Regions from separate parts of the Mus musculus genome. Here all the other regions are linked to region 3. Evidence: chromatin loops called from intact Hi-C (ENCODE). Cell type or tissue: heart. All regions are shown on one strand. Links, peaks and the distances in the headings refer to the core of each region. The heading gives the core; the rest is flanking DNA. Region 1 has its middle 21 kb from the start of Gm35714. Region 2 overlaps Tiam1 (T cell lymphoma invasion and metastasis 1). Region 3 overlaps Tiam1 (T cell lymphoma invasion and metastasis 1).

Region 1 (8,444 bases), core at 152-8,151, 240 kb after region 3:
TGAAGCCAGGTCCTCTGGAAGAGCAGCCAGAGTTCTTACCCCACAAGCTATCTATTCAATACCCTCCTCTTCTCTGAGACAGGGTCTCACTATGTAGCCCTGGCTGGCCTGGAACTTACTATATTATATCAGGCTAGTCTTAAATTCACAAAGACCCACCTACCTCTTGCCTCCTCAGTGCTGAAATTAAAAGTCTCACCACAACCAAATATATCACCGACTCCAGCTGTGCAGCCCAAATGTACAGGAGTACATGGGTATAGGATTATCTGCTGGCGCACAGGCAACCTACCAGCAGCCATCTCCCAGGAGAAAATGAAGTCTCCATCAACTGCCAATAGCTCCTTAGTTAGAAGTGGTCTGTGTGAACCCAGCCGCCATCCATGCTGGAACAGTGAATGGTTTGATCTTGTGCAGGCAAGCAGAGCTGCTATAAGATCATGAGTATGACAGCCATGTCATGTCCAGAAGACACCATTTCACAGCTCCCCATCCACACTCTCCGCCAGGCAAGGTCTCTCTGTGTAGCCCTGGCTGTCCTGGAACTTACTCTGTAGACCAGGCTGGCCTGGAGCTCAGAGATCTGCCTGTCTCTGCCTCCCGAGTGCTTGGGCATCTTTCAACTCTTACATTCTTTCTGTTTCCTCTCCCACATGTGTCTTAAGCCTTGAGGGAAGGGATTAACTTTCCCACTTAAGACTGAGCACTCGACAGCCACCCTCAGCTCTTGGACCAGTTACGAACCTCCCTCCTCCCCTACTGCCAACCCCCACACCCTCCCTGCCATGGGACTGATGCTTTTGATATAACTATTATGAGCTGAAGTGTTATTTCACTAATGTTTTTTCTCTCCTCACTTTTTTTCTTGTGGGTCTTAGGGAGTTGGAGAGAAAAGGCTAGGGAAAAAACAAAAACAAAAAACAGTGCCTCCATTTTACACCCTGAGTCCCCTCATTCTGTCATAGCAGTGATCTGGAAGCCTGAAGAGAACAGGGAGGTGTGGAGTCTGTCCACTGTTCCTCAGCAGATGTACGGGATGAGAGCGAACGGCTTAGAGGGTAGAGCAAGAGTTAGAAGCGAAGAGTTAGAAGCATCAAAGGTATCCACAAAAGTCAGACAACAGAGAGCAGCTCCACGGGAGAAGTGTGTCGGAAAAAAGCATCAGGGGCTTAGTGTCAAGAAGCAGCCCGTGGGACAGAGGAGCTGAGTCTGGGGGCTCAGGCTCAGACAGAGGAGCTTCGAGTCCAGGGACGCAGGCTCAGACAGAGGTGGCCGAGCCATGAAGTTACTGAACCTTCTCAAATCTGACTTTTTTTTTTTTGGTTTTTCGAGCAGGGTTTCTCTGTATATCCCTGGCTGTCCTGGAACCCACTCTGTAGACCAGGCTGGCCTTGAACTCAGAAATCCACCTGCCTCTGCCTCCCAAGTGCTGGGATTAAAGGTGTTCGCCACCACTGCCCGGCTAAATCTGACAGTTTTATTTGCCTATGGAGGCAGAGGGATTTTCCAGACCTGACCTTAGCAATCTCTCCACTCCGCATATGTTGCTTAGAGTAAAATAGTAACCCTCCTACATTAGGGCCTGAACCTGAAGCTCTGTGAGGGTTTGGTGAAAGGAAAGTCAGACAAGGGAATGGGCAAATGTGGCAACACAGGTTGAATTCAGGGTATGGGGCAGGCTGGAGCGGAGATCTCTAGTTGAAGGAACTGGAGAACTTGCCATCTACGTACAGGTTGGGGTAGATAAGGGGCCAACAAGGGAAAGGGGGAAGGGCCTGAACATATTCCTTTTGGGCCTGTGGTTGGCAGTCATTAGGGGCTAAGAAAACATGACGAGTGGAGAGTCAAACACGTCAGTGGGTTGGTAAGCACCTCTCCAGGCCAGCCACTGTTGCAGTTGAGGAAGAACCGGGGCAGGGATCTAGAGGAACAATTGACTTTAGTCAGCTTCAGGGCCTGACGTTTATTCAACCAAAACCAAGGAGCTTTAAAGTGGCACACATTTGTCTGGGTTGCATATAGGACTGTCCATGACTTTCAGGTCTCCAAGGGCATGGCTCCTAGGTCACTCCTGCTAGGAAGATGCCTGGCAGGAAGTTCAGACCCCAAGAAGAGCTTTCAGGTAGGTAGTGCCCTCTGGTGTCCCCAGATGAGGGTCCAGAGCCATCCAGCATTTGTTACAAGGACAGAAGGGTCTGAGCCTGTCGATGCCTAGTGTCCCTGTCCTCTGACTTGAGCCTCTCTAGCATTCTGATGCTCTCCGGGGACGGCTCCAGAAAGTGTGGAGCAGAGGTCAGGCTCTTCTAAACACCAGAGAAATTGCAAACATAAGGTCACTGTGATTTTATAGCCTTTATAGCCTGAGTGATCATATACTTGTAGATAAATTGGTAAATATAACAAAAAACTACTCCAAGAAGTGTAAGGAGCAGCCATGGAGACCACCTAATGTGATACTTAAATATGATCATCAAAATCCTAGAGGTTGTTACCATAGCCCCGTCTGGGGCTCCATGGAGCCCAACAGGGTAAACTCTCTCCGGCCTGGGTAGAGACTTTACATTACAAGCTGCCAATGCATGCGTTATCCAGCTGGGCTGGCTGGTCACTTGGCCTAGGTGTCCCTCAAGAAGGGGGAGTTCACTTTAAGCTGTGCTGAAGGCACAGGGGATAATTACCCCTTTAATGAGACATACTTTTCCATCCTGGAACCTCTGTCCTCAGAGCTTTGATGAGGTTCTGTTGAGTCAGTCTGTCCACCTTCCTGAGTTCTAACTTTCCCTACTGCTTCCTCTCCACCGTGGGCTGCTTGCCCACCACGTGGTTGACCTGCAAGCCAGCTTAACTCAAATGCCATGACTCATTCTCTTTCTTTCCCACCTTCCTCTTCGCGTGTCTGTCAAGACTCATAGCTTGCCATCTCAAGTTTTTCTTTTAAATTCTAATAAAATCATCCTCAAGGTTTCTTTTGAGTCTGCCCTTAAATTCTCTCGCTGATGAGACAGAGAATCCTAAGAGAGTCCCGTTCTCTCTCCCATAATGTAAATGGTAATAACTATCACAATTGTCACTGAAATGGAAAGGACCATAATTGGCTAGCTTGTTGGTCTTGGTCTGATGACCTCCACTCTTCCTTCCATCTATCCCTCACTCTCCCAGGACACCGCAGTCTTTTCGCTGTAACAAACCTCAGCGTATGCGAGCTGCACCCATTGTCTTCTACCCAGAGGCAGGTGGAGGTTAGCACAGGATGTACGCTTACGTCATATGGAGCCCTTCTAGCTCCCTGGCCAAGCCCCACCCCACTGCTTGGCATCGCGGACCATTCTCACATCTTTATTTTCTTGACTTTGAAAGACCGTTCCCTTTGATCTAGAGCTGACCTTAGAATTCTTCCGAAGACTCTCTGTTAAACCAGGCAGAGTCTGCCCATGGATTGAGGCCAGGTGGAGTTGGCACACTTGGTTGGCAGTGTAAATCCCTTATCTGGGCGCCTCCTTTTCCTTTTATTTTACCATGGCCAGTGGAAACCTGCCACCAACTGCCAAGCCTCGTCGTTGTCCCAACATGCTCCAGGTGCGGGGAGCAGAGGTTCTCCACCCTTTCTGCAGGTGTTAGGTAACAGTGCCTCTCCCTACCCACTCTACCGTGTCTCTGGAATGAGGGCTCTCCTGTAAAACAGCTCTCTCCTGCAGGTTTTCATCCTCTCTGAATCGAATTGCTAAACAAACCCAGTAACAGAAGCAAGTCTAAGGTCAAGCAAGCCACAGCAATGCTGTAACCATGGGAAGAAATCACAAGAGTTCAATGGCCACTGGATTCACACCAGCAGAGCCAAGAAAGCGTCCTCTGATGGTGATGGTGATGGTGATGGTGATGGTGATGGTGATGGATGGTGATGGATGGTGATGGTGATGGTGATGGTGATGGTGATGGTGATGGTGATGGTGGTGATGGTGATGGTGATGGTGATGGTGATGGTGGTGGTGGTGGTGGTGATGGTGATGGTGATGGTGATGGTGATGGTGATGGTGATGGTGATGGTGGTGGTGGTGGTGGTGGTGGTGATGGTGATGGTGATGGTGATGGTGATGGTGATGGTGATGGTGACAGCTACCCCTGGAAGGTGTCAGCTCTGTATCATGACTGGGCAAGTGTGTTAGCTAAATATGCCAAAGAAAACTCCAGGCGCTGCCCAGTGTTCTTCCTTGGCCGTTAGAGGCTTGAAAGGAAAACAGCGTATTTCTGGAGCGGGACACAGTTGTGGTGCAAGTCAAAACACAGTCCTGACTGAACACAAGGCTTACAAAACCCTCCCGCGAGCCAGGCTCACGAGCATCTCGGTCGTCCCAGTAACCACTGGGTAGGTAGATGCTTTGGTGTTTTCCACTTTGTAGACAGATCAACAGAGGCTCGCAGGGGCAAAGCTGGCGCTCAATTTCATCTGCCCGATAGAGAATAAGATGTTTTATTTTTAATTATTTATTTTATGTATATGAGTAGTAGACTGTAGCTGTCTTCAGACACACCAGAGGAGGGCATTGGATCCCATTACAGATAGTTGTGAGCCACCATGTGGTTGCTGGGACTTGAACTCAGGACCTCTGGAAGAGCAGTCAGTGCTCTTAACCGCTGAGCCATCTCTCCAGCCCGGAATAAGACATTTTAACCACTGGCTTCCCCTGTGGCATGTCTGTCTCCTGTGGTATGCGACAGGTACCAGACACTGCCTTGCTGCAGATGGCACACAGAAAACAAAGCCCATTATCTTACACAGAGCAGTGCTGAGGCTCCATTTCATACAAGGCACTGTCAGCTTCTGCAGAGAATAAGAAATGGTGGAGACACACAACTGTCCTTACCGGAAGGTAAAGAAGGCTATCAGTGGCCGGGAGAGGCTTCAGTGGTTAAAGTACTTGCCATCTGAACGTGAGGACCAGGGTTTGGATCACAGAAACTGACATCTCAGCAGCAACCAGCACTGCAAGACAGAGACAGGGAACCAATCCTTCAGCAAGCACACTGGCATGCTAGCATATGACTGAGACCTTACCTCAGCAAATAAAGTGGAAGGGCCATTGAGGACACTGACATCAACTTCAGACTTGCACATGCTCATGGGTGATCACATACATGAAACAGACATGCACACATGTACACACACATACATGAAGCAGACATGCGCACATGTACACACACACACACACACACACACACACACACACACACTGGAAGAAACAAAAGAAAGGCATATCACTCTTACCTTGTTTTAAATTCCTACAAACAGCCAGGCATGAAGATCAGGTGACAGAGTGCATACATGAATGCTTGCATAAATGAAGTGTGGACTTCAATCCCTGACACCGCATAAACTGGGTTTGGTGTTACACCTATATTCCCAACCCTTAGGAAGATCATAAATTCAAGGTCATCCTTAGCTACACAGGAAGTTCAAGGCCAGCCTGGGTCACTGAGACCCTGTCCAATTTATTTATTTATTTTTCCTTTTTAAAGGCTCCTGTTTTCAATGCTGTGGAAATTCCCCATTCCAATCCACCCAGAACTCTGAATCAGCTCAACCATCTGGAATATTCCTTTACAGCCGGTATCTCATCCTCTCCTTTTGCCCACCCCAGCCATGGAAAGTGGTGCAGGGACCCCATACACCAGGTGTGCTAGTGCGTGCCTATAATCCCAGCACTGGGGTGTGCAGCAGACAGGAAGATCAGAAGGTCAGGGTTGTCCTCCTCATCTACACAGCAAGCTCGAGGGCAACCTGGGGTGCATGAGACTCTGCCTTAAACAAACAAGGAAACAGAGCAGAGAAAACAGCAAAGAATCAGGGAACGACGGCAATTCACAGACCGAGCGAGGAAAGCGGAGGCTTCAGTGCATGCCAACATGGGCAGAAGAGACCAAGGCTGGCCACAGCCCAGCTCCATGCTTCAATTTAAGAAGTACACAACCTCCCTGCAAAGTGCAAAGACATACATAAGAAGGAGAGGGTCAGGCTGGAGAGATGACTCAGCGGTTAAGAGCACTGACTGCTGCTCTTCCAGAGGTCCTGAGTTCAATTCCCAGTAACCACATGGTGGCTCAGAATCATCTGCAAAGAGATCCAATGCCCTCTGACCTCTTCTGGAGTGTCTGAAGACAGTCACTCTGTACTCACATATATAAATAAATAAATCTTGTGGGGGAGAAGGGGGAGGAGGGGGTAGGAGGAGGGGGAGGGTCAGACTTGATTGGAAGAGAAATGTTTTGTCTGACTTGTGGGTATCAGGGTTCCACACTCAGCTTATTTGTGGTCATTTACACAGACTGACATAAACTACTGTTTTATTTTCTCAAAGTAGATTTGATAGGTAATTAAGAAGCTCCAGGTCGGCTAGGCATGGTGGCACACACCTTTAATCCCAGCACGCAGGACAGCCAGAGCTGTTACTCAGAGAACACCCCTGTTTCCCCCACCCCGGCCCCCCACAAAAAGCTCCAGTTCCATAATTGCCACATTTAAGCTTTCAATTTTCCATTTCCCGAAAACATAACCTTTTGACTAAGACACATGAGATCACACGATGGAACATGAAAGATTTAGGAGGTTTGGGCCTAATATCGTCTGGAAGATTTTACAGCTGTGACCATGAATCCATCTTGTTAGTATCTGAGACGCTGAGAAGGGAAGCCAGGCTCGCAGGTCGGAGTCCGGCAGTTTGTCCCCACTGCACGTACGCACACACATGCACGCACGCACGCACAGACGGTACTTATGTTGAAGGCTTCAGCTGACCATTTGACTCGAGTTTGCATACACAATCATCTCAAATGCGAGGAAAAAAAGGAAGCAAACACCAGTGGTGTGGCCTGGCTCTTAGGTTCTCTAAAGCTCCCGTGGCACTACGGAGAGGTGGTGGGAAGTTTAGGGGTCGGGCTTATTGAGGAAGGTCACTGACAGAGCACATGCCTGTGAAGAAGTTTGCTCACTCACAGTGAAGACACTCAGGGCGGCCAATTTGGAGCATCACTGCAGGGCTGGGCATATAGGTCAGTTGGCGTGCTTGCGAGCATGAAGCCTTGAGCTGCATCCCTGGGAACGTTCTTACCACACAGCGAGGTGGGAGTAAAGCACTCCCTTCTTAAAGCATGGAGGCTGTATAGGAGCGGGCAAATGGGTTAAGAGTGGTGCCTACGGCCTTGCCAGATCTCACCACACACACACACACACACACACACACACACACACACACACACACACATCTAACAATCACAAAAATAATGCACGCATATAATAGGCATATATTAAATGTCAAGTGTGTGTCATTTTACACTTCAAAATGACTCAGTTGCATTTTGTCACATTTTATTACTCATCCAGGATAGACTACATTTCCTGTGAAAATTTTGTCACCAATAAGCTCCTGGTGAGAAAAGTTGACCGTTCCAGAAATCTGGTCGATGACTGAATAAACAGTTCAAGAAAATCCAGAGGCTCACAGCCTCACTGTTAGCAAGAAGATCTACCTGTTGGGTTGTTGTTGTTCTTGATGTTTTGTTTTGTTTACCAGGGTCTCACTATGTAGCTCTGGCTGGTCTGGAACTTGCTATATAAATCTGGCTCGCCTCTGTCACAGACAGGCCCTGCCTTTGCCTCTGTTTTTTTCCTATTGTAATGTAAAGACGGCAATCTCAGCAAGTGCTCCCTCTCTAAAGGAGCCCTCACAGCAATATACATTATACAGAGTCTTTATACAGAGTCTGGCTGTCCTGAAATGAAACTATGTAGACCAGGCTGGCCTTGAACTCAGAGATAGACCTGCCTCTGCCTCCTTGAGTCCTGGGATCAAAGGTGTGCGCCATCACACCCAGCAATGTTTTGTTGTTAGAGATTCAAGGTTCGCGGAAAGCACACATTTAGAGGCAGAGATCCAGGCTACTCATCTTTAAGATCCAACCCTAGGAAGGCTGGAGTGGAGGGGAGGAGTGACTGTCTCCATTGTGTCTTAGTGGATTCTGAAGGACCGATCAGCGAGTCTGGGCTCAAGACAACAGTGAAACCTTGCTGCCACCTGCTGGCCACTTAAGCCATCGTTCTGGGACCTTTGATGATCAGGAGCTAGCTTTTCTGGTATTTTGGATAGCTCATCTTTTCTCAGCACTTTTATGCTTGGCAGTTTATCTGAGCATTCTGGGTACCTGTCAATAAGAAGATGTGATTTCTTATGTCAAATCTGTATTATCATATTTGGTCTATAATCCTGGGAAAACCCAATAAAACCTGCTTTCATAAGGCAGTGGTTGAAGAAGGTGAGTATATACAAGTGTATTCCTGAAGTTCTAATGCCAGTGCATTCACCAACTGGGTGGCTTTGCCAAATTACTTCACTGTTCATAGCCTCCCTGTTCTCTGATTTAAAACAGAGCTGATCACCAGGTCTGCAGACACC
Region 2 (8,444 bases), core at 84-8,083, 98 kb before region 3:
ACTTGGAATAAACTGCACCAGCTTCCTCAGACCCCTGCAGCCAGGACTCCCCTCCCCCACCCTACCCCCTCTCCCATGATGGACCACACCCTCAAGCTGTGAGCTGAAATCCCTCTTCCCTTTGGGTTGCTTTTGCCAGAGTTATTTCCTAACAGCAACCAGAAAAGTAACTACAACAGGGACTATTCTTTCCTGCCAATGCGCTGCTGCCGACAAGAGCCCAAACACTGGCTTAGCTGAGGTCACCGTCATGCAGCAGGGTTTTCCAGAGTGAGGCTCAGGGACCGACACCAAGTGGTTGGGCCCCCCAACCCCTGAGAACCTCTTCCATCAGTTTGGTGCGGCCAAGCAATGGAGTGTGAGCTACGTGAAAGTACTGGTGGCCCCAAAGCTCAAACCGAGGCAAACCAAACAGCTTTGTGTCAACCTGAGCCCCTCAAACATCTCTGAAGCACACAGCGCCTGTACCCGTGCCCGTAGATAGCTTCACCCTCTGTGGCTATCATGCCCCATTCTCAACTCTAATCGTAAAACATTCTTGCAACTGTTCTCTATAATGACCCATTGCTGCTAGTCTCTCAATGTGTCCACCTGACATGTTAAACTTTATCAGGGGTTGGAGAGGCGGCTCAGTGGTTAAGAGCACTTGGCTACGTTTCCAGAGGATCCAGGTTCGGTTCTCAGTATGCACATGGTGGCTCACAATCATCTCTAATTGCAGTACCCTCTTCAGGCCTCCAATCGGTTGCACCGGGCATGCACATGGTACACAGATGAACACAGAGGCTAAATGCACACACGGATTTTTTTATTTATTATTGAACTTTATGATTGGTATGCCTGTGTAGAGAAAAAGAACGAACAGGGCATAGAGCTAGCTCTGTGCTATCTCTAACTTTAGGCCCTTGTGGAACATCTTATAATTCGTCCCCTGAGGAAAATGGAGGCGTGTGGGGTGTTTTGGTGCCAAGTGCCTGTTTCTAAGTTCCTCAGATCACTCAGTCGTAGACCAAGAGTCTCAGAGCGTGGGAACTCACTTTTCTAGATTCTCACTGGCTGACTCCCACTCGACAGACATTAAGTAGAAGCAGGGCCGGTGCTTGTTTATGCCAGTGCCACCAATTATGGCTTTCGTCACGGAGGCCACACTTCTGTTGCATATCAAGCCCTTTATAAACATTAATTCTCTGCCACTAAGGATGTCCTCCAGGCTTCCTGATATGTTTGGTTGGGGGCGGGGGAGGGTCAAACAGTAAACGGCGTGAAGGTATACCAGAAGTGGCCAGAGAGACAAAATTGGGTTCTATTCATTAGGCCACAATTCTCTAATGAGCGTTTTGAGACGATGATATTTGCCCACAGCAGGAGATGAGGAGGGAACATGATACCAGCTGCCTTGTGAGGGCTTTGGGGGTTTCCAAACACTTAAAAGGTTAACCACTGCATTCAGAGAAAGATCTCTAATACATGTGAGCAGTGGTCTTGACATTTCACCAGGAAATGTAAGCTCCAGCACACAGTAGGTCCACGCACATCAACACCTTTGTAAGTAGGTGACTCTGTGATTTGCTGAGAGCTGTCACTGTCTGTCACTGAGTAGGACCTGATTCACTGCTTCCTCCGTTTCCCCCCTGCAAAAAAGCCACAGGCTCATCTCCGGTGACAGCTGCCCCAGGCCTGGCTCTGGAGAAATGACAACAAATAACAGTCTGAGCCAGGAGAGTGTGAGAGGGAAATGGCAGCTGTGGGCTCTGGGCTCCAATGACCCTTACCTCTCCTAACATAGCACTCGCCAGATCCCCAGTTCCTGAGCTCAAGGGATAATTCCTTTACTGCTTAATCGAACAGCAGTCTAACGATATCAGTAATGATAGCAGAGTGTAGACAGCCATATAGGAAAGTATGACAGCAGGCAGGTCTGTGTGTATGGGGGGCAGGGGTTGTTTTGTTCGTTTGTTTGTTTGTTTGTTTTTGAAAGACCTGTACCACTACACATCAACAAAGCAAGTCCTTTTAACTTTCCTTGTGGAGAAAGGTAGAGAGGGCAACATAAGGAAATGGATATTTCCTTCATCGTCAGGCACAACAGAAAATAAAATAATCCATCCCCACTATGTCTTTCTTCTAAAAAAATTTATCTATCTCTCTATTCACTCCCAACCATTCCCCCACTCTGTGTGTGTGTGTGTGTGTGAGAGAGAGAGAGAGAGAGAGAGAGAGAGAGAGAGAGAGAGACTCAGAAGTGCAGACATCACAGAAGAGAGAGAGAGAGAAAGAGAGAGAGAAAGAGAGAGAGAAAGAGAGAGAGAGAAAGAGAGAGAGAGAGAGATCGAGAGAGAGAGACTCAGAAGTGCAGACACCACAGAAGAGAGAGAGAGAGAGAGAGAGAGAGAGAGAGAGAGAGACTCAGAACTGCAGATACCACAGAAGCCAGAAGAAGGTGCTGGATAGCCTGAAGCTGGTGTTCAAAGCAGCCGTAAGCCCCTCAAGGTGCTCGCATCCGATTTGGTTCCTCTAAGAGCAGCAAGTGCTCTAACCACTGAGTAATCTCTGTGGCCCCTCTGTCTGCCCCTTAGGACAGCAGAATCCCACTGATTCAAGTTAAGAGACTGAAGGCCAGAGGCTTTCCTCCCCATGCCCCCCATGCCCCCCATGCCCCCCATGCCCGGGTTGAGCGTCTCTCATAGCTCAGCTGCACTTCATGGCACAGGAGCCAGATGTGTGTTTAAAACAGGCCCCAAGGGCTTCTTATTGAATTGTAAATATGCTCAGTTCTGTTTACAGATGAAATGCTTTAACTGGAAACACAAACACCCAAGACCAAAGACAAATAAAAACCTACCGTAATTATCAGCGGCCGCGTCTGACTTCTCAATGTGGATATTCTGGGTGACTTTTGGACAGATTTCAATTTCTTTGTAAAGCTGCAAATCAGAGAGAGGGGGGCGAGTGAGGGGCCCATCGCAAATACGACAGATCAGCATTTTGTAAATTTGCTTTTTCATAATTGATACTTGAACAAAAATTCATGCTACATCAGTGTTTTTATTGAGTGAAAAACCTTCAGTTCTCAGCACCACGCTCAGCTAAGCTTAGAAAACCAGGCTGCTTCTAACCACGCTCTCTCCACATGCACATCACTCTATAGAGCACCCTAAATTCATCACAGACCTGAAACACAATGCCCCCATCATTAAACCCTCTAGTGCTGGGGCAGGGGACTCGTCAAAATCAAAAGGAGGTTATAAATATGCTGAGTGAAGGCCTGCACAGTACTAGACATCTCTGCCTGTTCACACAGCACTTCCACAGGAGGAAATCCACAGCAGGATCAACTGGTAGATACAGACTGTCTGTGTGATGAGATTCTCGGTTAGCCACTCAACTATACAAAATCATAAAGAAAAGTAAGTACACAAATCAACCAACCATCTATAAACCCAACATAGTCTAGAATGTGTTTCTGTATAAATGCAAGATTAAAGTATTATATAGCTCGCGCATCAGAAAATGTTTAAATCAACTGACAGTGCAGTTCCATATATCTGGAGCTAACTCACAAGACATGAATTTCAACTGTGTGCCTTATCATTCCATCCTGGGACAATTACAACGTCCATTTCACAAACAGGGCGCTAAGGCTGGTGAGAAAGTATTCTAACATGTTTGTAAAGCCAGGGTGGGCTGGGCAGGGTCTAAATGCAGTCTTGCAAGCCCCAGAGATATGGCTCTCTCTGTGTCCCACCATGGTGACTCCCAGCCCAGTGTGAAACCCAAAGAGGCCTGAGGTTAGGAGGATGAGCCTTCTTAGGTAAAAAACCTATAGCTGAAATCCAAATTTGAAGACAAATGCAAACTCTTACTGATCTGGAAATGAAAATAAATCTCAAGCCATAGAATTTGATAGGTACTGCATCCTGAGTCACTGAAGCGGACCTCGGTGACGTCTACCCCTGCCCCATCTCTTCAGGATGTCATTTTATACAGTCAAGAAGAAAGCACGGGTCTTTTTTTTTTAATGGTATACTATGACACAATGTGATAGGGGTTAGAGCTAGGAACACTGGCCGTACAGCCTGGGTGTCCGGGGGCATAATTCAATATGATTTTATTTAGACACTTCAGTTCACAAAATTAAATTCTCCAATTAGAGGACTTCAGTGATTTAAAGATCAGAAAATATAGCCACTACAATTACAAATACGGAATTATTTAAAGAAAGCTGACAAGACATGGCAGGACAAGCACCATGCTCACTCAATACCACAGTGTTCATCTCTGCTGGGGTTGAGCCCTGCTCATTTATTTTTAAATATGTGTAGCAGCCAGTCCTTCCCACTAGGTGACAGCATAGACCCGTTAGTTCTGACCATCTCTGCAGAGAGCCAGTGGGATACTTTGCTCAGAATTTCTGCTCTCCACTGTGTCCACTGTCTCGGTGTCACATAAGCCAGCCTCGGGGCCACACGCTCACTCTTGTGCTGACTGAGACTCAGGCCAGGTTAAGGAAAAAAAAAAAAAGTAAAAAAATACAGGAAACTTCTGTGTCTTAAAATGTGTTTTCTGAAACCACAGGATCTGGGCTAGGGAATTTGAAAGCTGGCCACCTTATGCACAGGCAAGTGGCACACATATTGAAGTTCCACGTTTAAAGTACTATTGAAGCACCTCCCCCAGGCCCCAGAGGGGAAACATCATAAGTTTTTAACACTGCTCTAACCACATGCTGTTAGTCCTGTCTCCCCGTCTCCCCTGACCATGCCAGCCTAAGCCACAAAGGCCTCTTAGCCACAGTACCCTAGCCAGCAGGGAGTCGTCCCGTGTCCTAGAGTGCGCTTGGCATACACCAACCTCAAGGAGCCTGTTACAATAGAGGCCAGCTGTTGCCATTACTAGGTAACTCACAGGACTGGTTTCAGGATCTCCAGGACCCCAGAATCTCCAAACCCATGGGTGCTCAACTCTCTTATGGGAAACAGTGTGGTATTTGCATAAAAGCTATGTCACACAGGCTTTGAATTGTCTTTAGATTGCACTTGATACCTACCTAATACAACACAAATGATAGGCAGATTGTCTTCATTTTGTATTGCGTGAGAAGTTAAGAACTGAGACACACACACACTCTCTCTCTCTCTCTCTCTTTCAAATTTTATCAATGGCGTCGCTTACTGAGCCTAGAGTTCGCCAATTCAGCCAGGCTGGCCAGCCAGCCAGGTCTGAGGCTCCCGCTGTCTCTGCCTCCTGCACTGGGATTAGAGGTGCCTGGCTCTGTACCACCGTTTACAGGGGTACCGGAGTCTAGAGCTCAGGCTTCTGTGGCAGGAATGTTACCAACTGACCTTTCTCCCCAGACCCATGTCACACCTTCTTGAAACACTTTTCTGTAAAACACGTGAGACTCACATCTTGTTCTCCTCACCCCCAGACTCACCTCACACCTCAGCATGCCAGCACCGTGCCTCTCTCCCTAACTTCTTGCTTCTCCAAGCCTGAAAACCTGCTGCCAGTGACAGGTTTTTACATGTATTTCTGCGAACCTGAATAGAGGCTCCTCCAGAAACAGGACCCCCCCCCCCCCACCTCTGGCACATACCCTGTGAGGATCAGAGATTATTCTTGGCACAGAAACGCTAAGTAAATATTTGCGAGATGAATGAATAAATAAATTAATCAATTTTGGCTGCACATTTTATTCCCCTGTCACTTTAATAAGATCTCATTTAGTGTGAAATCTGGAAAGCTATTGTCTCTACAGACTAAACCCCAGGTCTGTGGCCATTCCATGGACTGTTTCCAACAACTATCTAGTCAGGAAGAAATAGCCAAATGGGTATCATTTACATTAATATAATCAGCAAAGCAGGCAGACAATGACTATTGGTAGATATTCAGAGAACTCCCTTCTCACTCACACAAATGAATACTCATTACTCTCCAAGATCTTCCAAGTCCAGGACTCACTTTCTGCTATCGATGGGACAGAATTAAGTATCTGGGGTTGGGGTGGGAGTCATATATGAGGGCATGGCTGGAGACACCTGCAGGTTCCTGCAGAGCAGTGCCCCAGCATGCAGGGAGGTAGCAGGGCTTATTAATATCGTGTAGCCTGCTGCTTGCTCAGAAACGAGCAAGAAAACAAATATGCTCTCAGAAAGCACTCTGTGCCCAGACAGGCCCTGCCTTAGCATGACCCCACACCCCGAGGAATGCTCTAAAGCAGGGCTGCAGAACAGGGACCCCTGAGATGATTCTAGGGGCCTGTGAACTCAGAACAGAAAGCAAAAGATACCCAGAACATTTACGGAAGACGGCCCAGCATCTTCTCTGACCGTGGGTGCACGTAGGCAACCCGGACCACAACACTACGAGTGCCCGTGGCTTCCTCATGAGTACTAAAGCCATCTCAGTAGCAAATCCCAGTTGCTATTAATACCTCTGGATATTAGTTATACTTGCCACTATTTCTGAGCAGCAGTAGCTACTACATCCACTGTTAAGTTTTATAATTTCGTGAGCTCATAACATGTTACCTATCATTTAAAATTGAGTTTTGCTAAGCATCTTGCTATGACTAAGCCATGGGAAGGTCTGTCTGTATGTCCTGTCTCACGTGACTGTAAGCATTACTCTGGGAAGGGGTCAAGAAGCTTCGTCAGGCACGAAAGCCGCCCAGAACGCAAGAAGCTTAGAGAGCCTGGTAAGATGGAGGTGCTGACGTAAGCACGACCCTGGTCACTGCTTCCCTGGGGATCTCTGGGCCAGAGACCACTGCAAAGGGTGAGAGAAAGCACAGTGGTCCCTTTGTACCTACGGGTTGTTCCCCTTAACTATAGCACATACATAATAACAATTATAGACCTGAACAGGCTGAGCTGGGCTCACCAGCACTCCATCGTCATCACTGGATAAAGCCACACCGTATCCATAGCTTAAATATGATATGTGACTAGGGGAGGGTTGGAGGGTTGGCTCAATGGTTAAGATCACTCGATACTTTTGAAGAGGACCCAGTTCAATTCCCAGCACACACAGGGCGGCTCCCAACTGTCTGTGACTCCAGTCTTATTCATACACATAAGATAGTAAAATAAATAAATCTAAAAAAAGTTTGTTCATAACAATAGTATATGACTAATAAACATTTTAAAGCCATGGCCTGATTAGCACACGTGCCTGGTATCTACAGGACCAGATTAGCACACATGCCTGACATGTATAGGACCCGAGTAGTATACATTCCTGGTATATACAGGACCTGATTAGCACACATGCCTGTTATATACAAGAAATAGAAGCTTGTTGCCTATGAGCCCTGCAATTTACTGTTTGTAAAATTCACAAATTATAAGGCATAAACTAAACTATCTTCTTGCAGCGTAATCAGCCTGACCTCTCTGACTTTTTTGATCATGAAACTCCAAGTTATTCACCGAGATGAGATGAAACTGTAGCCCAGGCTAGCCCCAAGCTTTATCTCTCAATCCTCTTGCCTAAGTCTCCCAGTGTAGGAATTTTAGATGTTTACCACACTACGCATGGGATTTTTTTTTTTCTTCCAAGAAACATCTTGCTGTGTTGTTCTCCAAGCTAACCTTGAACTCCTAGAGGTCATGCAACTCTTCTGCCTCAGCCCCCTGAGCAGCTAGGGCTACAGATGAGGACTGTAGTGCTGAGCTAAGGCTTTTCTTCTTTGGCATGGAAAGGACTCCTTGAGTATGTTCACAGAACACAAACAACTGGCTATTTAATTCTCAGAAGGAACACCTTGGCTCCTGGCTGTTAATGAGACCAGCTCCATCTCCATCAACACAGTCAACAGTGGCTTAAAGAGTCGAGAGGTCATTTATGTCCTTTTCCCTTTGCAATATTTATGTATATGAGTGTTTTGCCTGCAGGCACATTTATGCACCATGTGTGTGCAGTGACTACAGAGGCCAGAAGAGGGCATCAGATAGCCCAGAATTACAATTGTGGATGGTGGTGAGCCGCCATGTGGGCACTGAGAACCTTAAGCTGGTTCCTCTGCAGGAGCCGTCCTTTTCTTAGTCACAGAACCATCCCCCCACCAGGCCCACTTTCATCCTCTTCCAACATATAACATGATCAGACTGCCACAAGAGAAAAATCCATATTTCCTCAAAAAAAAAATATAATACTTTAGAGATCTGGGGTGACCTTTTCGGCTGGCAGAAACACTCCAAATCATAACTCTTCCAGTGGAAACAACCACTTGTATCTGTTATGCGCTTACGGTTGTCGAGAGTTTCCTAATAGAAGAAGTATAGCTCAAGAAGTTGATTTAAAATGCCACTCCCTATGACATTCTGCACTGTGGTTCCTCTTTCCAAAAGGAACCTCTGAGCTGTACTTCCAGTTCTGCTTTCTGTGGGGAGTCACTCCCCTGTTTCTATCCCCAGCTCCACGACAAGCAGCTCTGTGTC
Region 3 (8,444 bases), core at 207-8,206:
TCAGAGGGAAAGAGGTTTCTTCGGCTCACAGTTCCAGGTTACAGACTGTGATGTCTAATCCCGATTCTCCAATTGCCTGCATCTCTGCATCTGAAATCAAGTAAATTTAAGATGCTGGGCACACACCTAGGATGGATTTCCAAGATGGAAACTGCTTTTGCTAGCAAGTTTATCTATCCTGCTGCTGCAGCCAGTCAAACTTCAGGATTCCAATGTAAGCTGAAGACCAGCAGCTCCCCAGGAATTCTCCAGCATCCAGCACCTTACTGGGAATGCTAAAACATCCAGCCGAGCCCATAAACTGAACTACTGCAGGATTCTGGGCCATTCCATTGTTGGACTACCAGGACCACATTCTAAAAGCCAGACTAATAAATCCTCTTTAATCTCAACATCTCATCAATCAATCAATCAATTAATCAATACCTCCCCCTCCACCCACCCGTGTGTGTTCATCCTACCAGTTCTATTTAGAATACACAATCCACAGGGCATTAAGTAGCTCAAAGCCGCTCGCCACATCCGCAGAGAGCCGAGAGCAGAGAATGGCTGTGTGCAACCTGGTGCTCGGCCCACTTTCTCCACTCTTCACACAGTTCAGGAACCAAACTCAGGGAATACTGCTGCCCACTTCCCCGCATGAATTAACCCAATCAAGACAACCCCCCCCCACACACACACACACAGATATCCACAGGCCAATCTGATTTAGACAACACCTCATGAGATCTCTCTCCCCAGATGATCCTAGACTGGGAGAGCATCCAGCTCTGTTAAACCATCAATGCTGTTTCCGCCATGAAAGCCAATTACAAGTGCAACCTGGTATTCTTCTCCTCAGCCTTCCCTGGGCACCATTTGCTCCCCAGGTGAGATTAATGTGACCCATTATGTAAGTATATGGTCAAAGGTGTGGGAAATAATTAAATTTATTCTGCCATAGTTCTAGTGGGCAAGAGGAGCAGGAGGAGGAGCAGGAGGAGGAGCAGGAGGAGCAGGAGCAGGAGGAGGAGCAGGAGGAGGAGGAGGAGCAGGAGCAGGAGGAGGAGCAGGAGGAGGAGGAGGAGCAGGAGCAGGAGGAGGAGCAGGAGCAGGAGGAGGAGCAGGAGGAGGAGCAGGAGCAGGAGGAGCAGGAGTAGGAGGAGGAGGAGCAGGAGGAGGAGGAGGAGCAGGAGGAGCAGGAGCAGGAGGAGGAGGAGGAGCAGGAGGAGCAGGAGCAGGAGCAGGAGCAGGAGGAGGAGGAGGAGGAGCAGGAGCAGGAGGAGCCTGTATAATCTGGGAGTTTGCTTGCTGCTTTAATATCAACCTGACATGCCACTCATAAGGAAACCTTAGCTGAGAAAATACCTTCATCTGGTCAGGCTGTTGGTCCGGCTGTAGGACATTTTCATAACTGATGATTGATGGGGGAGGACACAGCCCAAGTAGGAGACACAAGCCTGGGCTGGAGGTCCTAGGTTCTGTAAGAAAGCAGGCTGAGTAAGCCGTGGAAAGCAGGCTGAGTAAGCCGTGGAAAGCAAGCCAGTAAGCAGCATGCCCCATCACACACACACACACACACACACACACACACACAGCCTCTGCATCAGTTCCTGCCTCCAGATTGCTGCCTGCTTTAGTTCCTGCCCTGACTTCCTTCAGTGATAAACAGTGCTATGGAAGGGTAAGTCATATAATCCCTTTTTTCTCCAACTTGTTGTTTGGTCATAGTGTTTCATCACAGCAATAGTAACCATAAGACCGGGATGTGTGTGTGTGTGTGTGTGTGTGTGTGTGTGTGTGTGTGTGCTAATTTGCATAAATATGCACTAGAAAAAAAAATTTAGAAGTATGTTTAGAGCCATTTTGAAGGTGTTGGAAATTCTGTCCTAATCAGAAACTGGAATTTATTTAACCAGTTTTTAGAAATCTCAATTCAGCAAATCCAATCTTTAAATTCTTCATATTTTAGTGACGTATGTATCAACTGATTGACTGACTGATTGATTGACTAATTGGCTGGCCTGGAACTCTGTGCAGACCGGATTGCCCTCAAAACTCACAGTCACCCATGTTCACCTGCCCCCTCAAGCACTGTGATTAAAGGCATGTTCTACTATGGTCTATTTTATTGTGTGCACACTGCTTGAGTGCAGAGACCCACAGAGGCCAGAAGAGGGCGCTAGATCCCCTGGAGCTGGCGTTGCAGCAGGCTGTGAGCTGCTCAAGGTGTATGAGGAATACAGAGCGAGGGTCCTAAGGGGAGAGCAACTGAGCCGTCTCTCCAGCTCAAAACAGCAAACTTTAACATCAAAACTCTAACACCGTGAAATACAAAGATGTGCTCGTTATTATACAAAAGACAGCCCTTGAACAAGGGAATCCCAGAAGACGGCCCAAGTCCTGTTTCTGTTCATGTGGTCTGACAAACTATTTTAAGACTCTGGCCCCCAACTTCCATGACAAACCTCAATTTCAAAAATAACAAAATGCCTTTAACAGCTGGCAGCCACGAATGAGCACCTCCAAAACCCGTTCGACAGTAAGCACCAAGAACACTGCAGCTCAATATGGAAACGACAGCTCCTGGTGCCACATCCCCTCGAGGTCATAGATGTTGTTCTTGCTGCTATACCAAAGATCAAAAGCACCAGGGTTTCCCTGTCGCTCTCTTGTGGGCTTTTCTAGAGGATCATTGAAAGCAATACCATTAAAGGGAGATCTGCCCACCCTGACTAGGGGGGAAAAGGGGCTTTACTCCGTGAGTATGCGCCCCCCCCTCATAAATAATCATAAAAACATCTTTAAAATCCACAACACTGAGGAAAGCTCTTGGTGCCGCATTCTGGGATATTGGCAAGAATTTGACATTGGGCTAGGACAAGGAAGTAGGCTCCAGATGAATACAGGGGAGGGAGGAGTGTGGGATCTGTATCTTGATGGGTCCGGTTAAGAGTCTAAACACAGCAATCGTGGGACCTTTGTTTATGCTTTGTCTGTTCCTTAGCTACTCTGTTTATGATTTGTTTGTTCTTTTCTACCGTTGGCTCTGCAGCCTCACACCAGCACACGTGGACCACAGCATTTGTTTGTGAGAGGTTATATGCCTGGATGGCAACACATATTTCCCTTGTACAGAAGGGATTGATAAATAACGAAAGCACATGTTCAGAAGGCAATCAACTGATTTACAAGTATGTACTGGGATCCCTGTTCTCCGCTCTTTGGGGAGCGCTTCCATGGGTATAGGTTGTGCTGTGTGGTGGCCCTGGGTTCTCCATTCTGAGAAGCTACCAAACTTTTGCCGAGTAACTGCCCTCTTACAGTCTTACCAAAGTACACATGGGTTCCAGCTTCCCCACTCCCGTAACAACACTTGTTACTTTCCAGTTTAGAAACAAAAATACACACACACACATGAGCACACGCATGCACACCAGGCTGGCAGGATGGATTGTTTGGCACAGTGCTGGCAAACAATCTAAGCTAAGTTCACTCAGCCCCAGGACCATGCGAAGGTGGGGGGAGGGAACTGAGCCCACAAGGTTGCCCTCTGACTCCACACGCATCGCTATCATAGTGACACAGTATCCATAGAGATTTACCATGTAGCCAGGCATGGCAGTGCACGGCCTTAATCCTGTAACCTGGGAGGTTACACAGACGGGTCTCTGTGAGTTCCAGGCCAGGCAGATCTACAGACTGAGATTCTTTCTCCGGGAAGCAGGGTGGGAATTCAGGCAGAGTTATATGGTGAGGGAAAAGCCACCACTGTAGTGATTATGAATAGTATCTCACTGTCATTTTGACTGGCACTTTTTAAATCGTTCATGATATAGGGTGTATTTTCCGTCATGGGGCATGCTTATTCGGCCACAGGTATGTATGTATGCCCTCTGGGGAAATGAAAACTCAAGTGCACGACCCATTTTATAACAGGACTGTCTTTAGTCCTTCTTGACAGTTTGGCCTTGGTGTTCACAGCAGCCAGGAAGTGGACACAGATAAAGAAAGCAAAATCTCGACATATTAGAAAATGTGATTCTACCAAGGTCTCTGAGCCATGCCACGGTATGGATGGGCCTTGGAGGCAGGGTGTTAAGTGAAATAGGACACGCACAGCTTCCACTATAGTAAGCTCGCAAAGTCAATGTAAGACGGAGGTTCGCAGGGCCTGGGGCAGGTTGGGTGGAGGATAAGAAGTGGGATAGGATTGCCCAACGAAACAATTCTGTCTGGGATGGTGAAAGCTGTGCTAATAACTGCACAGCCACTCATTTAAAATGGCTAATTTTATGTTGGGCATATTTTACCATGCCAAAAAAAAAAAAATAGTTCAGCATACTGTTTACTTTATACTTCTAAGTGTAGTCAAAAAATATTAGTCAAGACGGTTTTAAAGAGTGTCCTCCACCAAGGATGCTGGAGTTGAAGAGTCTCTGAAATAATAAGGAGCCAGGAAATGACACTGGGGGTACACGGAGTCGGGGCTCAGCAGGATCACCCCTGATGTGCAGTGACAAGGGATGACAGTGCCTTCGTCCTCACGGGGCCTCATCCCATAGAGAACTGTGAATAGAAAGTGACCTCGGAGGGTCACTGCTGAGAGACGGGGATTACAAAAAAGAACTGCAAAAAGAGATGGGACAAACCGCGTTCCATAGGGGCCCTTGGGCCTGCATCTGGGCCTCCAGCAGACTCTGTCCTCTGAAATTTCGAGGCGCCCTGTGTTTTTCTGTGTCCCTCAAACACTCCACGAGAGAATTTTTAAAGTGAGCTGTACTGCATAAACACCGGCTCGAGGCTAGAGATGGCTCACTGCTGGTGAAGGCACGTTGTCACTGTGCCTGACCTTCTGAGTCGGTCCCCAACAGTGTCCATCCTCGCCCCCTCCCCCACATCGACCGGAGCAAAGGGACTGCTCGAGAAGAAAACACAGGGCAAGGAGGGGACTACTTATTTCACTACCCAAAGACTAGATTTCTAGGCTTGCTCTAGATTTATTTAAGGGACATTCTAATTTATTTAACCCACCAACAGAGGCCCCCACAGCACAAGGAAATTGGGATGAGCAATACACCAATGTGACAATAACACTCAGAGAACAGTCTTGTCACAGAGTGTGCTTGTGTCCCGGAGGGACCTCCAACCAAAATAACAAGCATTCACCCACCGTGTACCTATGCTAACAGATACATGTCTGCCTTTAGTGCCCTGAAGACTGAGAATAAACAGGAATCCGCCGGAGCACTGAAGAGCCTGCCTTTCCAATACTTCCTGTAGCTTGCTTCCACACACCACCGTCAAGAAGGGGAATATTATGTTGTGAAACCAACAGCACACTTGCTACAGCTGCTAGGGAGTTCTGTAAATGGAGCTAAAGGTTTTCTGTTTAAAAACCCAAGCATCCCACTCCTCTGAGCTGTGTGCATACGCTTCACTCCCTGCCAAGTGCTTTTCTCCACTTGTCAGGCAGCAGCCCTTGATCTCAAAGGGAAGAGCCCAGCTCCCCTCCCACCAGCCCACAGCTGGACTTCCCACAGCTAACGACAGGACAGGACTGGTCCACTTCCCAATGGCTTTTGTGCTGCTTGACTCTGCTGATGGACAAAGCCCCGTGCCTCCTTTGTGGGAAAGGAATGGCTCTCTCCAGCTTGTTCTATTATCCCGACTTACAGGGGATGCGTTCCGGAGGGAGGGCATCTGGGTACAAGGGAGGCCTCAGGCTACTAACTAAAAATCACTTATTAGCAGCTGGACCGGCAGCTGATATTTCAAAGGCGCTGCCTACCTACCTGAATATCAAACCAAAAGGATTGGAAAGAAAACCAAATTTCCTCACTAGCCATGGCATCATCCCCAGTCCTCGCCACAGAACTCCCCATGAGGTCGCAGAGGAAGCAGAAAACAGAAGAAGCCATCTGAGGGGACAGTGCTAACAAGCTGGGGTGAGAGGGCACTCTGCACCTGTCTGCTAAGGCATTCTCACCAGGCAACACTTGCAGAGAACCTCTATGGCCAGATGAAAGGCAAGGTGGGGTGCAGAATGCTTGTCATTGTCACTCTGCTGGCCCCAAAGGCCGTCCCCCCATGGTCTCTGCTGCCGTTATTACAGTGATTTTCCTCTAGCCCTTCTTACCTTCCGGCAATTAAGACGCACTTGGGGTTTTAAGATCACTAGATGAAAGGGGGGCCAGATGTGAACGTTATTATTATTTTGTTCAAAGCAGACCGGTCCACTAACATCTGCGGACAAGTTTACTACACACCACTTAAAACAGACGAGCCAGGTCAGATGCCAAAAAGCCCCAGGTTTGTATTTCTGAAGGCATCCGACATCTACCACATGTTTTCAGGCTGTGATTTCAGATGAGGCTCCTGAGAGAAGGTTAACTTTCCAGTCGGCTGCCAGAATCAGAAAGAGACGTGTGCAGTGGAGAAGGATCAGCTGCACGCCTGGAGCTGGAAGGGGCGAGGCGGACGAGGGTGGAGGGGACGGCTCGCCAATCGGAAGGTACAGGGACACTGGGCTTCAGAGAGCTGTGGATTATCTTCAAGCATTTTTCATCCATCCTTGAACTCCTTACAGAATTCCTCAACTAACTCCCCTCAAATGATGAAAGCCCTTTTCTTACCAACTATAAAGACAGGGGCTTATGCCTGGAGAAGCTTAAACTTTATTAACACAGACCCAATGGCACCGGAGGATCTGGTTCTGTGCGCAATAACAAAATGTAATCAGTGCTCAGAGACATGGACGGCTGGGAGCAGTGGTCCAAACGAGGAAGTTGCTTGGTCTACCCTCAACTCCGGAGCCTATTAACACTTGAATCGGGTTGGACTCCCTTAGACCAGAGCCCTCAAAAGGCCTCTATTACACCACACCCAACTTTCTTCCTTGAGCCCAAGCCTCAGGGATCTCCATGAAAATCCCTGAAAATAACAGGCCCAGCGCTCTGGCCTCTTATTACCAGAAGAACTCAATGCCCTGCCCCTGGTCATCTTGATAGTGTCGCCACAAGAGTCCTCTCTGTGTAACCCTTCTATTCCAAACCCTTGCTTCTCTGATCTCCATGGTCACAGTCACCTCCCATATGGCGCGGATGCTCTCTTCCTTCACCACAATGCAGGTACAAGAGGGCAGAGAGATTCCTCCCAGTCTTGTTCCCCACTGAATCTCCACTGTCTGGAACTGGAGCGTGACACGAATGAAGCCTGTGGTAAACACAGAGGACCAGGAGGCTGGCTTCAGACGGTAAAGGACAAGCCCTCCCAGTGAGCGGTGCAGGAAGATCTTCACACTGGCCCAGTTCTATGCTCATGAGCCCTATGCACATAGACCCTGGAAACTCCTCCTGAAAAGGCACAAAGACCAGGGAAAGCTCTGAACAGGTTTCCAGAACTTTCAATCACTATCAGAGCCCTACCAACTCTAACCGCCCCCAAACCCAGAAGGTCTGGCTAACACAGAAGGTACCAAAATATCCCGACTCTGGGGGTACAAAAACAATTCTTTTTTTTTTTTTTCTTGTTTTTCAAATGATTGACTGATTGATTGGTTTATTTATTTATTTATTATACGAGTACACTGCAGCTATCTTCAAACACACACTAGAAGAGTGCATCGGATCCCATTACAGATGGTCGTGAGCCACCATGTGGCTGCTGGGATTTGAACTCAGGACCTCCAGAAGAGCAGTCAGTGCTCTTACCCACTGAGCCATCCTGCCAGCCCTTAAATTTTTATTATATAGATTGTTTTAGGTTTGTAGCCAAAGAACAGATTTTTTTTTTCATAGACTTTCTGTTTTCTAAGAACTGACTCCTCCCCTTCTGTCCACATAACCCACTAAGGAAAGGCATCTGTAAAACGGAAGAACCCACGTGCCACATCATTGTTACCACAAATCCTTCCCTGACTTCATTACTCTGGAAGCTGCACATTTTCAGGGTTGAGCAGAACACATTTCATGAATTTACCAGACTACCCAATCAACTCTCCATCCCCCAGCTCTCCATCCATCCCCCCCAGCTCCCCAGTCCCTAACAGCCGAAGCTAAGGTTCTTCTACGTCTTTTCATGGCTTGCTCATTTTTTTTAGCACTGTATAATACTCTATCATATGGAGTAGGCGCCCACCTACAGAAAGACATCCTGGTCTCCTCCCAGTTTGGGCAATTCTAAGTAAAGCCGCCGTGAACCGCATGCACGGGGTGGTTTTGCAGAGTGTTTGGTACGGGAAGCATGCACAAAGAGAGAAATGCAAGGAACGATCTCACTGCGCTTCAAAATGAGCTTCACACTCTCTAGAGAGCTGCCTCTTTCTAAGAACACTTGACAAATTAAACTTGGCAATGAGTCTGGTTTTAGTTTTACACACAGATGAATACATGATGCCTTTACCCAAGCACTTCAAATAGATTTATAAACCCTAAATGTGACGTGAGACGCAGATCTTTCCTTTG

Evidence for each region. Hi-C counts contacts between places; a loop is a spot of excess contacts. Peaks named below come from ENCODE experiments on the same cell type or tissue, not always from the same donor. Only the 100,000 strongest peaks of a DNase experiment are listed, where the experiment ranks them.
Region 1: a loop joins it to region 3, with 2.8 times the contacts of the local background. A loop is called at or near these places in 6 of 42 quality-filtered maps.
Region 2: it touches region 3 in a loop (2.2-fold over the local background); 5 of 42 quality-filtered maps call a loop at or near these places.

The regions. Positions count from the first base shown.
Region 1 is chr16:90,178,347-90,186,790 of GRCm38, forward strand. No RefSeq gene overlaps it. Among named protein-coding and RNA genes, the nearest start is that of Gm35714, 21 kb to the right of the region's middle. In heart, for the core only: a CTCF peak has its summit at 8,075 (motif pointing left); DNase peaks (open chromatin) are centred at 3,435 and 8,035.
Region 2 is chr16:89,840,411-89,848,854 of GRCm38, forward strand. It overlaps Tiam1 (T cell lymphoma invasion and metastasis 1), which reads right to left. Exons shown (of 28, transcript NM_009384.3): 13 at 2,843-2,924. Among named protein-coding and RNA genes, the nearest start is that of Gm52239, 50 kb to the left of the region's middle. In heart, for the core only: CTCF peaks have their summits at 4,343 (motif pointing right) and 7,936 (motif pointing right); a DNase peak (open chromatin) is centred at 151; H3K27ac peaks cover 22 bases.
Region 3 is chr16:89,938,757-89,947,200 of GRCm38, forward strand. All of the region lies in intron 2 of Tiam1 (T cell lymphoma invasion and metastasis 1), which reads right to left. Among named protein-coding and RNA genes, the nearest start is that of Tiam1, 18 kb to the right of the region's middle. In heart, for the core only: a CTCF peak has its summit at 5,014; no DNase peak of the experiment used is centred there; H3K4me3 peaks cover 353 bases; H3K27ac peaks cover 807 bases.